2 separate regions of the Mus musculus genome follow, and region 2 is linked to region 1. The links are chromatin loops, found by intact Hi-C in ENCODE. Cell type or tissue: heart. All regions are shown on one strand.

Region 1 (8,000 bases):
ACGTGAGGCATGATCACTAACTCTGCAGCATGCTGAGTAGGTTGGGCTGGCTGGCCTGGGAGTGCCTGGTATCCTTTTCTCTCTACCTCCTTGGCATTGGGATTGCAGGCATGCCACCACACTGGACAGTGCTAGGTATCAAGCTTATGTCCTCATGCTTGGGTGACAGGCATTCTACCAACAAAGCTATCTCTCTAGACCCTTTGTTTTCTTCTCTTAGGACTTTTTAATTTTTATTTTATATGTGCAAGTGTTTTGCCCGCTTGTATGTTTGAGTACATGATTGCCTGGTGTCTTTAGGGGTCAGGGAGGGGCAATGGATTGCCTAGAAATGGGAGTTACAGTCCTGAGCTGCCATGTGGATGCTGGGAACTGAGCCGAGGTCCTCTGGAAGAGCAGCCAATGCTCATAACTGCTGAGCCATCTTTCCAGATTCCCTTGCCCCTCCCCCACCCCCCTTAAAGAGCAGTTTTCTTCCTCTCAATGGTTCCCAAGGGTTAGCTATGCTAGTACCATCTGGAGGGTTACTGAAGCCGACCCTGGAGTTTCTGTTTTGTTGATTCTGAGGAAAAGGCTGAGGACTTGCATTTCTAAGAAGTTATCAGATGATGCTGATGCAGTCGGTCCTGAGGTCAAGATTTAAGAACAACTGCTTTAAAATAACGTTACTTTAAAAACATTTCCTAAACTCATTTGGTATGCTAAGATAAGTACATGAAAGGCAAGGGCTTGCCTGTAGTCCAAAGGCTCAGTGGGTGGGTTTGCAGCCTAACTGCCTGGCTTGGTGAGGGAGTGTAGTGAGAGAACTTTGAAGGCTAGAGGGGACACAAATCATAGCCCAAAGGAACTGGGTGCTGAGAACGAGGTTAGCAAATGGTCATGGGTGAGCTGTCCTAGGAAGCCAGACGTCAAACCAGAGTCAGAGATCTGCTGGGAGCAGAAGTCAAATGGGGTACAGCTGTTGTCAAAATCCACAGGCTGCTTGGCTGGCCTGAAAGGAAAGAGCTACAGAGACTGGGGCAAGGAGCCAGAAATGAGCTCCCAGGGTGTGGCTCTGTGACAGTCTGGTGATCACATTGCAGGGCGACTGTGTCTCCCAAACCCACTTTCTTGACCTCGTGGTGGTGTTTGTTACTCAAACCTTGCCCAGGAGCTTGCCTCTGGTGGAAGTGGGGTGAAACTTTGGAGATGAGACCAAATGCTCTTTCCGTCCTTTCGTGATGGGTCCACAGTGTCAGTCAAGGGTGGCAGTTTGACCTCTGATGTCCTCTCCTCTGCAGGTTGCATTTCTCAGCCATAGAAAATGACTCCACTTCAGCACTGAGATCAGCCCTCCAAGCCACCAGCCCTGGGTCAGTGGTTGGGGACCTGGCTTCTGTCACATCTCCCCCATGTAATTGAGGGGGCTTGGCTAGTAGAGTCCCTTCCCTTGATATCAAGAGCTGGCTCCTCTGAAGGACTGCATGCCAGCCTCCCTTCAGCTGGCAGGAGTGAAGCTGGGCATTCCTCTCCTAAGCCCCAGCCAGGCCTGCGAGCATTGTTTCCTTAGCCCTGTCTAAACCATGTTTCCTTTTGTGTCTTTTATCATATACCTTGCATTTCTGTTCAGGTAAGAAAGGGTCATGTGGTGGTGGTGCACTCCTTTAATCCCAGCACTCAAGAGGCAGAGGCAGGAGAATCTCTGTGAGTTTGAAGCCAGACTGGTCTACAAAGCAAGTTCCAGAACAGCCAGGACTATACACCCTGTCTCCAGAAAAAATAAAGCAAAGCAAAGCAAACAAACAAACAAAAAAGGTCTATTGGGTGCACAGTGTGTGGCCTGCTCTTTGCTAAGGTCAGAATACAGGTGTGGTAAAAGAAGTTTTGATCTTAAGAAACCACAGTGTCGTTGGACTCTAGTAGAAACATAAAACATTGAAGTGTAAATATGATTCATCTAAAACAGCTCCTGCCTCTCCAAGGTCTTGATTCTTAACTGTCCTTCTAACTAGATATTCTTCCTCAACCCCTTTCATATAACCCTTACCCAGGTCATTCCTGCGTAATGTCAGGAAATTGCACCCCACCTCTTCGGAGTCTATTAACTCTGTGCAATTTAATTGTTTACTTTATTTCTTCCATTTACCTCATGCAATTTCCTCCTTTGTTAATTTTTTCATGTGTGTGCTTTGGTCGAGGGTATTACAATGTGTGGGCACACAAGTGGGGGCACCTGTGTGCTGGTGTGTGTCTGTGGTCACTTGGCTTTTATGTGGGTACCAGGTTCTGGGTATACAGACTCTGGTACTCATGTCTGCCCACTGATCTATCTTCCTCCTCCCTGATTTCTCTTACAAACTTTTCTTCTAACAGCCTCATGGATTTGTATTGTCATTTCCCACCTTAGATTGTAAGCTCTTTGAGAAGCAGGCCTTTTCACTGAGGATTTGTGTAGAAGGGCAGAACCGGTTCGTAAGGCTCATTCATACTCGTTTCCCTTTTATTCCATTAGGATGTGAACACCCAGAAGAATTTTTCTTGAGTCACCTAAATGGAGATGAAGCCTGCCTTTCTGGAGAACCTTTCCAAGTCTTCTCCCCAAGCTTTCTGGTCTGCACTGCCAGCTCCACCCGTCCTGAGCAGATTCTAATGTGCTGTCCCACTCTCATTTACTCCATGCTCTGGGGAGTTCAAACACAGGATTTAAGCTGTCCTCTGCGAGGTCTGCATTCATTCTATTTCATTGATGACACAGGTCACGGAAAAAGACTTGCTTACAAGGTAGCAAGATACTAGTAGGGCAAGGTTGACCAGGCAACAAAGCCCATGTGGTCCCATACCCACGTATCTGTAACTTCTTTCTACCCCTTGTCCCAGAGCCCTTTAAGGTTTCCACCACGCTCCCTGAAGACCCTTCCACATGTTTCCGCGGCCTCTCCATCCTAGCGTGTTTATTCCAGCTGGATCACTGGGCCTGGCCTACCAAGGCTAAGTGGAGAGACGCTGCAGGTGAAGGATGCGTCCCGGGCTGAGCTAGCTCCCAGGCTCTCCGCACGACCTGGCTGCTGGGTGCCCAATGGTTCATTGCAAGGCCCGCAGCGATGGCACAGGAAAAAGGATGCAAAGAAAGAAGCAGTTGCAGAAGGAAGACGCAGGCGGCCAGGCAGCGCTCCATCCTCTCCGCCGGTGCGGGTGTCGGCGCACGCATGCGCATGCGTGGCGCGCTCGCACCCCACCCTCCCGCGGGCCGCCCTTTCACCCTGGCAACCGCGGCTCGGTAGCGGCGCGCGCGCGGGTTGGGCGCGGACGGGCGGGATCTCTGCGGGACGGGACAAGGCTGACGGCGGCAGAGGTAGCGGGTCTCTAAGGCTCCTCCAGCTTCTCACTCAGCTCCGGTGACAAGTTCGGCCCGGAGGGCTTAGTCCCTAGCCATGGACTCGCAGAAAGTAAGCGGGGGCGCAGCGCGGGGCCGAGAGGGTGGGCGGGGCGCGCGGGGCTGGGCGCGGAGGACGAGGCCGGGCCTGGGACCCACCCGACCCGACCCGACCCGACCCGACGGGACCTGAGAGCCCGCAGGGAGCGATGGCCGCGCCCGGGACCCCGGACGACCTCTGTCCTGCTCTTGGCTCCGGGAAGGCACTGCGGGGAGGAAACCGCGAGCCGCACCCGGGTCTCTGCCGCCCTCTGCGGGCGCTAGGCCCCTTTCTTCCCGCTGCCCGCGGCGTGCTCCGAGGGTGGGTCCCTCCTCGGTTGGAGTGAGGACCAAGGCTCGGCCTCGCGTGGGGGGATCCCCGCCCGCGCGGAAGCTGGTGTCTCTTTTCTTCCACCGTGTCTTCAGCATGGTCTCTGCGCTGTAGGTCCGGGGACTGAATCTCCTTTGTACATCTGCCCACTGCCTTGCTAGTGGTTTATTTATAAGCAGATCTCAGTGTTTGCCTAATTGAGGAAAAAGGCAGTTGTCAGGGCCGCTGCCCCACCCTCGTCCTTCAGTTGGTGAGGCTGGCCAGTAGTCTTGTTTCGGAATGTTTAGTACTTTGAGAACAAGTTTAAGGAAAGAGTTACACAATAGCCTTTTTTAATTAAGCAAATAGTGCACTGAATACAATTGCAACTGAATTTTTAATATTCAGTAGTAATTCCTGTATTAAAAAAGTAAGCCACCTTGCTATCTTTGTTATGTTATAGTGTAATTGCAATACATTGCGGTATAGGAAAGAAAAACACAAGTGTTATTAATAATACATCAGGGAAAACAAGGGCATTTCTAAGAGGCCATTCTTTTTTTATTATTGCATAGAAAGTGCCAGAAAGAGTTAGAGAAAAACTGCAATTCTTACCTGGATTCATCTTTCTGAGCTTGCCTTGAGACCCATTCATTTGGGTATATCCAATTATTATTTCCACAACTATACTATAGTATCTTTTAAAGAGATTACTAGTATGTCTAAGAATGTGTATTTTGAGTGTGTATAAATTTAAAGGATTCTCTGTTAGGCTGATAAAACATTGCATGACTTATTAGAGGAAAGGCATCATGTGATATTTAAGTGGGCATTAGCAAAGGTCAAAAGGAAGAAGAGCAAGTGCCTGGAGAATCCGGAAAGATGAGTTTCAGGGTGCAGTGTGTTTGCTACCTGTATGCAGCGCACATTCCTCTCTTTCATCTTCTGTTCTGTAGAAATAAGAAAAGAATATACTATTAGAAAGTCTGGATAAAATACTCCATTCGGAAAACAGTATTTTCAAGTTTATGAATAATTAGTACTAAAATAGTCTGTGCATGGTAAAATGCTAAAAGTGCTTCAATGTAGATCATCTTATCAGGGGACACTGAGGAATCAAGTGTTTGACGTTGTGAGTTCTATAAGGACAAACATGGTTTCAACCAGGTTTTTCTCATTTTAGACAATGTATTTGTGCACCCACAGGATCCCATAAGTAGTTTCCCCAGAGGTAGTGAAGAGTTAGCTGTTCTTTTACTGGTGTTGATGTACTGGATAATTCTGAAAAGTCAACTTTTCAATATTAAAATTTTGGTGGAGGTATCAAGCAATCTTCTAGCGAGGAGAGCTTGTGCTATGGCTTCTGATGGATATCTAGGTCTAATGTTTGTAATTAGCACTCGTGCTGTCAACCTGAGCTTCATTTTCTTACGGTTTGCTGCAGAGTCAGTTAGTTACTAGCTACAAATAGTAATGAACTAATTGGGTATTCTTGTCTATTATCTAAGACAGTAGTGCACCTGTAGCATGAGGTTTCCAGACTATTTCCTGTTGTAGAATGTTCACATAAAAATGGTAGCAGAAATGGTCCCCAGGTCTATAAAGAAAGTAGCGACATGCTGTAAGTGGCAAGGAAGGCCTAGGGATTTGGGTTGTGAGTTATTAAGAGGAGCCAGCTCTCTGGTCATACTGTTTATGGGCCATCATAGCTTAGATGATTTGCCATGAGTCTCCATTTCTTCATCTATAAAATAGAATATCCACTGCAGTCTCTTTAAGAGTTATGAGGATTGTGTCCATTTCTGGAAAACCACCCAACAGTATTATCTGTGAGCTCTTGTTAATCGCAGACGCTCAACCTCAAAATCACGTTTTTCTTTTCAGAGCCACTCCTAGACTTCCTTAAGGTGTGTTCTCTCCTTGTTTATCTTTAAGAAATTATTTCAGTTGGTGGTGCCAAGAGACAGTTGTTAAGTCCCAATACAAAGAGGATTAAGAGTTGTGAGTCAGGCAATCTATGATAAAGACATTAACTGGGTGTCTTACAGAAGCTTGCTGCTGGCTGCTCAGTACATGGGTGCTGCTGGCTGGTCAGCACATGGGGTGGCTTCCCCAGATGCCTTTTTTTTTTCTCTTTTGTCTGTGGAAACGACTTCAGTGTTTTGTTAGCAACAAATGCTCTATTTCAGTAGAGGAGGAAGACGAAGTTGCTGTGGGTGTGTAAGGCATACTGTAGGATACAGAAGCAGTATTATCTCCTAGAAATGGACAGAGGGATTTTGTTTATGTAGAGTTTCTGGGACACTTTTGTGAGCAGGATGTGTTATGGATAGGTGGCTTTGTTTGATCCCCAGACCTTTTGAATATGTCCTTAAGTGGTTCTAAGATAAAATCTGGAAGGTTTCTTTACCCGATGAAATAAATGTGCACATTCAGAGAAAACACTGAAACAAATAAGACAGCTGAGCCTCTTGGGTACTTCTTTTGAAGTTGGTAGTGCAAGGTAAATTTCCGTGCAGATCACTGGTATTCATGGGGCTTTCTGTTTCTAGGAAAGGTGCTTGTTACAGCAGTGGGGGTGAGAGGGTGGGCAGAGGGAGGATGCTGTTAGGAGCTGGCTTTGTTAAATGCTTTCCCCATTGTTTTTCTGAGTGTTCTTCCTAGCTGGGTAGGGACTCAAAGGTCTCCTTTATACTACAGGGTAAAGCTCGACTGGGGACATCTGCATTTGTCTTACCTGTTTCCTCTTAAATCCTGATACTTGCTGTACTCCATATCCAATTGGGTATCCATAGCTATCCAATTGACCCATCCGTGTCCCTTACTTGCTTTCAATTTAAAAAAGAAAAAGTTTCTCAAGGGAAGTGAAGAAGACTGGAAGTTGGGTGTTGTGCATACAGTACCATGTCACACTACACTCTCACAGCAGAATTCTCTCATGGTTCACACAGTCACTCGGCTAGCAAGTGGCAGTCTGGATTCAAACCAGGTTGATATTTTTGTTTTTGTTTTTTCCATATTCCACACTTTTTCATTACCTCTCTCCAGGCCTGTATTCTTGGCTTCTAAATACTAAAACAATTAAGGTTATTAAAATTTAAAATATTAGGTCCCAACAGTTAGGAGCTGGGGAGATGGCTCATCAGTTAAGAGCCCTTCCTGCTCTTGCAAGAGGGCCAGAGTTTGATTCTACGACCCACATCGGATGACTCACAAGCACCTGCATGCATGTGCGCCTCCCCACACACATACACATAATTAAAAAGAAAATAGATCTTTTAGACAAATAAAATGTTATTAGGGACAAACCCCAGTACAGTGGTCAGGTTTGTTGGTTTGTTTTAGACACTTGTCAAGTGTAGTGAAGTGTTGATACGTGGTATAGAGTACAAGTGAGAGGAAAGTCTGGCATGCAGGTCAGGTAAGATCTCTGTCCTGCATCAGCGTCTCCTCTTCCTTCCTTTCTTTCTCTTCTTGGAGGGAGGGGTGGGAATCTTACCTCTCTCAATAGAGCTGTAGACCATGAAGTGCCACAGAAATGAACACCATGTGAGTGCCCATGCACTCTATACTCACATATTAGTACCTTCGTGTTTTTAATTGAACTTGGCAGTTTCTAAATATCAGTAATGAAGCAGGCTTTTTTTTTTTTTTTAAGTTTTAACACAATGCCTCTTTGCAATGCTTGGCTGAATGTCAACAGGATTATTCATGCAGCAAGCACATACTGGATGTTGGCTGTAGTGGTGGCTATTCCACACGGACCATACTTGGAAGCAGGTGGACTTGCCAGCGGCCTTCACTGTGTTCTCACCTCAGCTGATTTTCCCAGCCTCATTCAGATGTAATCACTGATGTTTGTTGATTGGTAGCAGTTTAAATTTGGTATATAATTATTTATTTTTTAAATATAATTTTTAGCATAGCCAGTCTATGTACCTCTGCTAGATTACAAATACAAATAATACAAGTTCTATTGCAGGAAATGTTAGTGATAAATACATTAGCAAAATCTCCTTTAATTCTGAACCTTGACGATAACCACAGTCAGCATTTGATTTGCTGGTCACCTTTTATGAAGAGTAGGCAGCATACTACATGTACTTCTTTACAATTTGCCTTCCTGTAATATTTCATGAGCATTCCCCCAGTTTATCATCATTCCACAACACTTCATATCCAGTCAGCATAGTGCTTTCATATGAATGTGATTCTTGAATACGCTTGATGGCTATCCTTCTGTTAGATGTTTATGTTGGTCCCAGGTTTTAAGATAATAAATAATGCTGAAAGAAGCAT
Region 2 (8,000 bases), 190 kb after region 1:
GATGTGCAGGTTGGTCTTTACATGGGTTCCGAACAACTGGAGAGGGGCTATCCCCAAATCTGTTGCCTGTAGGTGGGATATGTTCTTCTAGCTGGGCTGCCTTGTCTGGTCCCAGTGGGAGAGGAAGTGCCTAGCCTTGCAGAGACTTGAAGTGCTAGGGGCCGGGGTGTGTGTGGAGGAGTAGGGTGGGAGGGTGGGATAACCATGGGGGTCCCATCCACTCAGAGGAGAAAGGGATGGGGGAAAGAGGAAGGATTGTGGGAAGGGATGACCAGGAGGTAGGCAGTGAGCAGAGAATAAGTAAAAAGTTAAGGAAAAAAAAAAGTATATGCCATCACCACCAGCATTCTTTAGTATCTGAAATGAGGAGAAAGTGATGGTTTCTGTTTGGATACTGTTAAACGATAGGATGACTGCCACAGTATCACTCAGGAAAGAAAACCCCTAGTAGTGTTTGAGCTTTGTCTAACAGGAGAAAGAACAGTGATTACAGGGTACGTAAGAGGAACTGATGGCATCAGGATAAACATTTCCAGTTGGCTACTGATGGCCTTTTCGTCTTTTCTCTAGCACTAGTCTAAAGTAAATGATTTGAAGAAAAGGCTAATTTATGATGGAGTTGAAATTGACTGTGTTTGCTCTCAGGTATGCTAACATACACTGAAGTTGGGCTTGAGCCCCAAGGCCACGGAAAACCAAGCATCATGATTAGAAGTTCAAGGCTATCCTCAGCTACAAAGTGAGTTTTTCTGATAAGTGAGATGCTGTATTAGAGAGAGAGAGAGAGAGAGAAAGAGAGAGAGAGAATGAGAATCTCTTTCTTCAAGAGATTGTTTCAGATGTACAGCTGTCTCACATCTGAACCAGGTGATTCAGCCTCCTGCCAAGAGCTATTAGCTAGAAGAAGATATAGGATATATTCTCCATGCCAGGCAGGCTATGTCTCCTAGCAATGTTGAATGGGGGGAGAGGAGTGCAGGGTGAGGGATGTTGGTACTGAGTGCGGTCAGTAGCTGAGAGAATGCTCTGTTGTTGTAGGGCCCAGAAATGTCCTCTGTTTCTTCTTCTTCTTGGGTCTGATGTTCAACTCGCCTTCACTTTCATAGGACTCTATAAAAGTGACTTTTATTTGCCATATGTAATTGTCATCTCAGAGGCTTACGGCTGAATAAACTCGCCCTTTCTGCTCTTTCTGACTTCTGCCTGGCTGTTCCAACTCAGTTGTTCTGGCTCAAAACTCCTCTTCAAGGTGACCGATTCAAACTGGCTTCTCACTGAATTGCTCTGCTCAGCCTCAAAGGAACGTTGGCAATCTGTTCTAACTCTCTGGCTCCTGCTCATTCTCTAGCTCTTTATGTCTTCACCTGCGTCAAGTTTTTTCTCTCTGGAACCTGTGTCTTTAAAACTGCCCCTCCTCCCCAACTGTTCTCTTAAGTCCTCTCTTTCCTGCACTGTTCTCATGAGAGCTGAGCAATCTTTCTCTGATTTGTCACTTTCAAACATAGCCTTTTCCTTCTATAAACAAACCCTTCTTTCATTGTTTAGAATTAAAGGTATGTACTAAGGGCATGTTTGTTTTCTAGCCAGAGGGATTAAAGGTGTGCCAATCTAGCTAGAATATAATGACCTAGGTCTTTGGATGCGATTCCTTGCCAGAGCAGCCATGTTGCTAGATTAAAATTCCTCTACAGGATCCAGTAACTTCCTCACTTTGCTTAAGTTTCTCAGAATGACTTATTATTTTATTTTTTGTATCATATCATGATTTATTATTATTATTACTACTACTATTATTATCACTGTTGTTATTATTAGTCTTAGTCAAAGTTCTACTGCTGTGAACAAACACCATGACTATGGCAACAATTATAATGAAGAACATGTAATTGTGACTGGCTGACAGTTTCAGAGGCTTAGTCCATTATCCTCATGGCGGGCAGCATGGCAGCATGCAGGCAGACAAGGTGCTTGAGAGGTGGTTGAGAGTTCTACATCTGGATCCCCAGGCAGCAGGTAGAGAAAGCAACATGGAGTCTGCCTTGAGCATATGAAACCTCAAAGGCCACCCCCAGTGACACACTTCTCAGAACAAGGGCACACCTCCTAATAATGCCACACCCTATAAGCCTATTCAAACCACCACCACATCATTACCACCACCATCACCATTGTCAGTGGGGGCCATGCACACATAGTCACATGCTTGCCAAGGCAACCAGAAGATGGTTAGAGGACAACTTTTTTTTTTTTAAAGATTTATTTATTATTATATGTAAGTACACTATAGCTGTCTTCAGACATAACACAAGAAGTGGGCGTCAGATCTCATTATGGATGGTTGTGAGCCATCATGTGGTTGTTGGAATTTGAACTCAGGACCTTTAACCTCTTAACCACTGAGCCATCTCTCCAGCCCCCCGGGGACAACTTCTGTGTGAGCTATTCTTTCTGTCACTGTGGGTTCTGAGGATTAAACCCAGGCGATCAGGTTTGTGTAGCAAGGACTTTCACTGAGATGTCTTCGGGGCCCCCAAATCTTTTAGGTCCACTTCCCTATCACTCTTGACCAGAGAGACATATTGCTACAGATGTGCCATAGAGAGCTGGCAGCTACCATACTGGTGACTGGCAGTTTACCTTTGCTGACCAGTAGATACTTCCTTTGGGGACATCAGGTTTTTATTTAGGTACGTTTATACTTGGAGAATCTTTCCAGTCTAATAGTTTTATATTTACTGGAAGTATAAATGATGCTGATACTTAGAGAAAAAGATTTTCATTTCAAATGTAAGAAATAAGGGCTAAGGTCATATGTTCCCAGACATAACACCAAAGGTGTTATTATTACCAAATACACAGCAAGTAGAGTTGAGTGGATTCTCAGACTGACTTAATCACTGAAACCTCGTGAGGCAGAGTCTCACTGTGCTGATTGGGTATGGTCAGTATTCTGAGTGTGACCAGCATTCCCTAGTTAACCCTCCTTTCTAATTCTGAACATGAAAACAGGTTAAATTCAAGCCAGGCATACCTTTAATCCTAGCTCATCGGAGACAGAGGCAGGTGGCTCTGAGTTAGAAGTCAGCCTGGTCTGCAGAGTTCCAGGATAGCCAGGGCTACACAGAAACACTCTGTCTGTCTCCTCCCTCCCCCTCCTCAAATAGGGGTTAAATTGAAGCCCATGTGTTTTGTGTGTAATATAATTTGATGTCGACAAGCTATTAAGTGGCTATAAATAGGCTATTAATATTATATTAGGTGAGGTTGTCCGATGGCTCAAGTGGATAAAGTCATCTGTAACCAAGCCTGAGAATCAGAGTTTGATACCTGGGAGACCCACTTGGTGGAAGGAGAGAACTGACCTCCATTGAGTTATTCTCTGACCTGCAGAAGTATATTGAATCACATACACGTAACCTCCACATACACTTAGTTATCGTGTGATAACTAAGTGTAATTAATTTAAGAAAATAACTTCAGATAAAAAATGCCTATCCAGAATACTAAAGTTTAAAAATAAGATTGTTCCCGTTAAAATGAAACCTTTTTTTTTTTTTTGTTCTTGAACTCTTTCTTCATGGTTCTTAAAAAAATTATTATAATAGATCTGTCAAAGTTAAAGACATGCCACTCCGTGGCTAGGAAGCAGTATTGCAGGAAAGAAAGGAAATGCCTTTTGTGAAGCTGAGTATCTCAGACATGGAGTCAGGGAGAGACGTGAACAAGCAGAAACTGACATGTGTTATAAGAACTAACCGTCTGGCGTGGCCCCAATGTTTGTATTAATAGAGCCACTGCCCTTGATTCATTTACCAGCATAGCTCTGGACTGTGCAGGATTTTGTAATCCTCCCCACCCTGGGAACATTTCGAAATAACGAGATATTTTTGATCATTACAACTGGTGTGTGTGTGTGTGTGTGTGTGTGTGTGCATGTGTGCATGCACAAGGGATACTATTGAATATCCTACAATACCTAGGGTAGTCCAAAAAGATTTGTTCAGTTCAAATGCCAATGGTTCTACTGTTGAGGAACTTGGTTTAGAAAAATACTAGTTTCACGTGCTTCTAAACAACAACAAACAACAACAACAACAAAATGCATTAAAGAGCTTGGGTCACAGCTCCTTAGCTGATAATCTGATTAGCCCAGTTTTGTTTTCTAAGGTGTATACCTTAGATTTATTTTATCAGCAACTTTTGTAAATCACTTTCAGACATCAGGAAAAGGCTGAATAGTCCAAGATGAACTGTCCCAAATCCCTCCTTTCTTCTTTCCTCTTCTAAGTCTTCCCTCGGTTCACTCCGGTTTTCCTCAACTACACAGCATTCCATTAGACCAGGTAGTTTATGTAGTGGCCAGAAGCAAATATGATAAGCACATACAAAATATGGATAGAGCTTTTCTGTGTGTGTGATCTTCCTAGTTCATTTCTTTTAGATCTTATAAATATTGTCTTTAGGCAGTAGGCAGATGTGAGCACACTTCGTTTTGCACTCATGTGGTGAGTCAAATGTCAGGGAGCCTGCAATATCTCTGAGCAGAGCTAATAAAGCCTTGACTGTTTATTTTATTATATTTATAATAAACAAAGTGTGCCAGAAGCTAAAAAGAAATGTTTCCCTGTAAAAAGTGTTTGCTTAGAAAAGCAGATCAAAAAGTATTTAATCAAGGCTATTGTTTCTTGACAAGTTATGAAATGAAGAATGTTGCTACCACTTTCTTACATTTGAAACCTGGTGTTTAGGACAGTGGTGCCTCTGGCAGCCAGTAAAATGCTCGGTACAAAGCACGGGTGTAAATAACATTTGCTAAGTGAGTTAATACCGAGGCTAACCTCAGGAGGAAAAGGCGATTGCCCTTTGCAGCAATATAACAGTCACCTACCTGCTCCCTCAATAGCTTGTGTGTACCCATGCCAAGTAACAACATGATCTGTTGACATGTCAAATAAAAATGTGCCAAATTTACCTTTTTTTTCTTAAAATCCAGTCTCACTTTTTCCCTTTACTTTTAGTTCTTTTTGCAACCAATTTCAGCAGATAGCTCCTTTTCTTGTTTTTCAAAACCTGGCTCCTTTTGCTGTCATTACAGGTGGTGTTTGTATCCACTTTAGTCTGCTTGGCAGTCTTTCTCTATCTGTGGCTTTGTCCTTAAGACCTGCATCTACTACTACTACCTTTTGTCTTGGATTAGTGAATGCATTTCTGATTTCCCTAGTCTCTTCTCATGAATCTTTGGTGCTGGATTGCAACTTCAGAGACCTGCCCATCTTCTTCACCCCAACTACCAATTCAGCACATGCTTTTGATAAACAAGACTGAGGACAATGTAGCGACTGATCAAGAGCTTAAACCACCTGGTTTCACTGCGAAAGACTTTTATTTCTTTTACAACTTCATTTTTCAGGTTGTAGTCTAGCCAAAATAACTTCTAATATTTACAGACTTGCTTTTAATACCGTGTGCATTTCCCTGCAATGGTCTTCTCTAACCATCTGCTTTGGCGTGGCATCCATACTTTTTATGCTTTGTGAAATTCCGTGAGTCCTTAAAATTTTTTTTTCCCTCTGGGAAAATTCAAGTTTCATGGGGATATGGATAAAACATTACCGTTTTATTATCTTTCATATCTTCACTAAGTAATAAATGAGTTACATCGTGGCTGTTCAGAAAAAGAGGAATGGCATCCGTTTACATAGAATCTGACTTTGAGCGTTGCCCGTTGCCCCTTGGGTCAGCTGGCACTGACTGCAACACTGAGAAAATGTCATACCTTTTTTAGGAGAACCAGGGCCAGGGCCCCGCCCCTCGTTCCGGCTCCGGCCCCGCCCCCGTTCCGGACCCCGCCCCCCTAGGCTCCAGGGCGCACGCGCAGGGCTGAAGCTGGCGCGGCCGTCCCCTCCCCCACCCCCTCCGCCGGAGGGGAACCGGCTGCCGCGGCTGCTGGGGCCGGCGGCGTCGGTAGTCGTCATGGAGTACCCGTGGGATGATCTGACTCTGGCCTTTTCCCGCACGTCCATGTTTCCCTTTTTTGATATCGCCCACTACCTGGTGTCGGTGATGGCGCTGAAGCAGCGGCCAGGTGAGTGAAGGGGCCCGACGCGCTCCCGGTTCCGCGTCCTCACTGCGGGAGGCAGGGACGCCGGGATGCCCTGCGGCCCACCCCTCAGTACCGAGCACGGGACTCAGACGTAGGCTGAGGAAGGTCATGTAGACCCCTGAGCGGGACGTCTCAGGTGGGACCTAGCACCTTGCTAGCGTGTTGAACCAGGAGAGGGGGTGGCTTTGCGGTTTCTCAGTCAGCCACTGGAGGCACGGTCCGGGTAACAGTCGCTTGGCATGTAGTTCAGCCCTCTGTGAAACATGTGGGATGGGATGGGATTTTCACAACGTTGAGTTCCATGAACCATGTGACCAAAAAGCAGTGTTTGTACTCCTGTCTTTGACATTGAATGTAGTGGGTTTCCTTTTAAAGTTCCCCATTTTCCCATTATTTTTCTGAGTCTGTCTTTGAGTTCAGGCATTTCTCTGCCTTCCTTGTCCGGGAGGTGAAGGGTGAAAGTTTAAGGGTTGTCTTACCTTTTCTGGACCACTAATTCTTTAAATCCTTGCCTCATACGTTTTTGAGAGTTTTCTGTGTCTAACTCGTGGAGGAACAGGTCATCCTCGTGGGAGACTGTTTCTCTGATTAAAGAGAACTACAGTTTCGTTACTGCTCCATATCTAGAATCCGATAGTATCTTGTATTGACTAAATCAGACGTTTTCAAAGTGTGGCTCACTTCCCAGGTTCTTCCCTGTCACACACTGTAAAGTTCATTATTTTCATAATGTATCTTCAGAGGTTATTTATCCGTTCTTGCCTTTATGAGTGTACAGCGAAGTTTCCCAATGGCCGTGTGACTTAACAGTGTTGTAAGAGATAATGAAACAGCTGATGAGTCCAAGCATTTCTGTTTGAGGCTAGACATTAAGGAGATTTGCCTAATTAGATAGCAATGTGCCTTTTCTCACGAAATACTTTTTTGATTTTGAGAATAGTTATTTTAGTAAAGAACACATTATTTACATTTAATGCATTATTTTAAAATCCATATGTAACTGCTTTAAAAACTGTTAACGTTTCCAAATGCTAAATATAAACACCAACTCTAGGTCCTTCCTTGTTACTGGAGATAGAAGCTACTGAAGTACCCACCCACTGAGTAGAGCCCCAGGCCAAGAAATTTTAAAAATATTTTTAAAGGTATGATCTACATAAATATATTCGCTATTTTTTTATCACAAAGTTATATGATAAAAATATAAAGTATTTTATATTCCAAAGCACTTTATCCCTCTGTAGTCTCTTCCCCTAAATTCTGGCATCCCATTCATGCCCTCTTTAAATTTTAGGGGTCAGTATGGGTCTAAAATTTGAGAATCACTTGGATAATTGAATGCTAATTACCAAGGAGGGAAACATGTTTTTCTCCCAGTACTAGGAAATGATAGTATTCAGAGGAGAATGCCTGCGCCAGCATCCAGGGAGTGTGTTAGAGGACCTAGTAACTTTAAGAGTAGTAATTATTTTCAGTCCTCACCATCTTGCCATTTTCATAGAGAACCATTTTCATTTGCATTTTTCATGGTTATTAATGTACATGCTTCCTTGGTTTATGGGTCATTTGTATTTAATTCCTGTGAATGCCAAGTCTCTTTTGCCTGTTTATCAGGATGTAGATTGTTGTCTCATTTTATTGATTCTCTTTATGCATCATGGACCTTTCATTGTAAGTGCTGAAGCTTCCCTCCCCCCCCCCCCCCACACTCGTTAAATTTTAGCTTTTAGTGCAGAAGTTTTAAAAAGTTTATGGTTAGGGCTGGAGAGATGGCTCAGCGGTTAAGAGCGCAGACTGCTCTTCTGGAGGTCCTCAGTTCAAATCCCAGCACCCACATGGTGGCTCACAACCATCTGTAATGATGTCTGGCGCCCTCTTCTGGTGTGTCTGAAGACAG

What was found. Peaks named below come from ENCODE experiments on the same cell type or tissue, not always from the same donor. Only the 100,000 strongest peaks of a DNase experiment are listed, where the experiment ranks them.
Region 2: it touches region 1 in a loop (2.0-fold over the local background); 3 of 42 quality-filtered maps call a loop at or near these places.

Annotation. Positions count from the first base shown.
Region 1 is chr4:53,628,188-53,636,187 of GRCm38, forward strand. It overlaps Fsd1l (fibronectin type III and SPRY domain containing 1-like), which reads left to right and starts at 3,284. Exons shown (of 13, transcript NM_001195284.1): 1 at 3,284-3,425. The coding sequence starts at 3,411. In heart, a CTCF peak has its summit at 3,681 (motif pointing left); DNase peaks (open chromatin) are centred at 1,004, 3,284 and 3,704; H3K4me3 peaks cover 1,641 bases; H3K27ac peaks cover 1,251 bases.
Region 2 is chr4:53,820,136-53,828,135 of GRCm38, forward strand. It overlaps Tmem38b (transmembrane protein 38B), which reads left to right and starts at 5,910. Exons shown (of 6, transcript NM_028053.2): 1 at 5,910-6,085. The coding sequence starts at 5,974. In heart, CTCF peaks have their summits at 3,635, 6,304 and 7,995 (motif pointing left); DNase peaks (open chromatin) are centred at 3,786, 6,086 and 6,296; H3K4me3 peaks cover 1,550 bases; H3K27ac peaks cover 1,445 bases.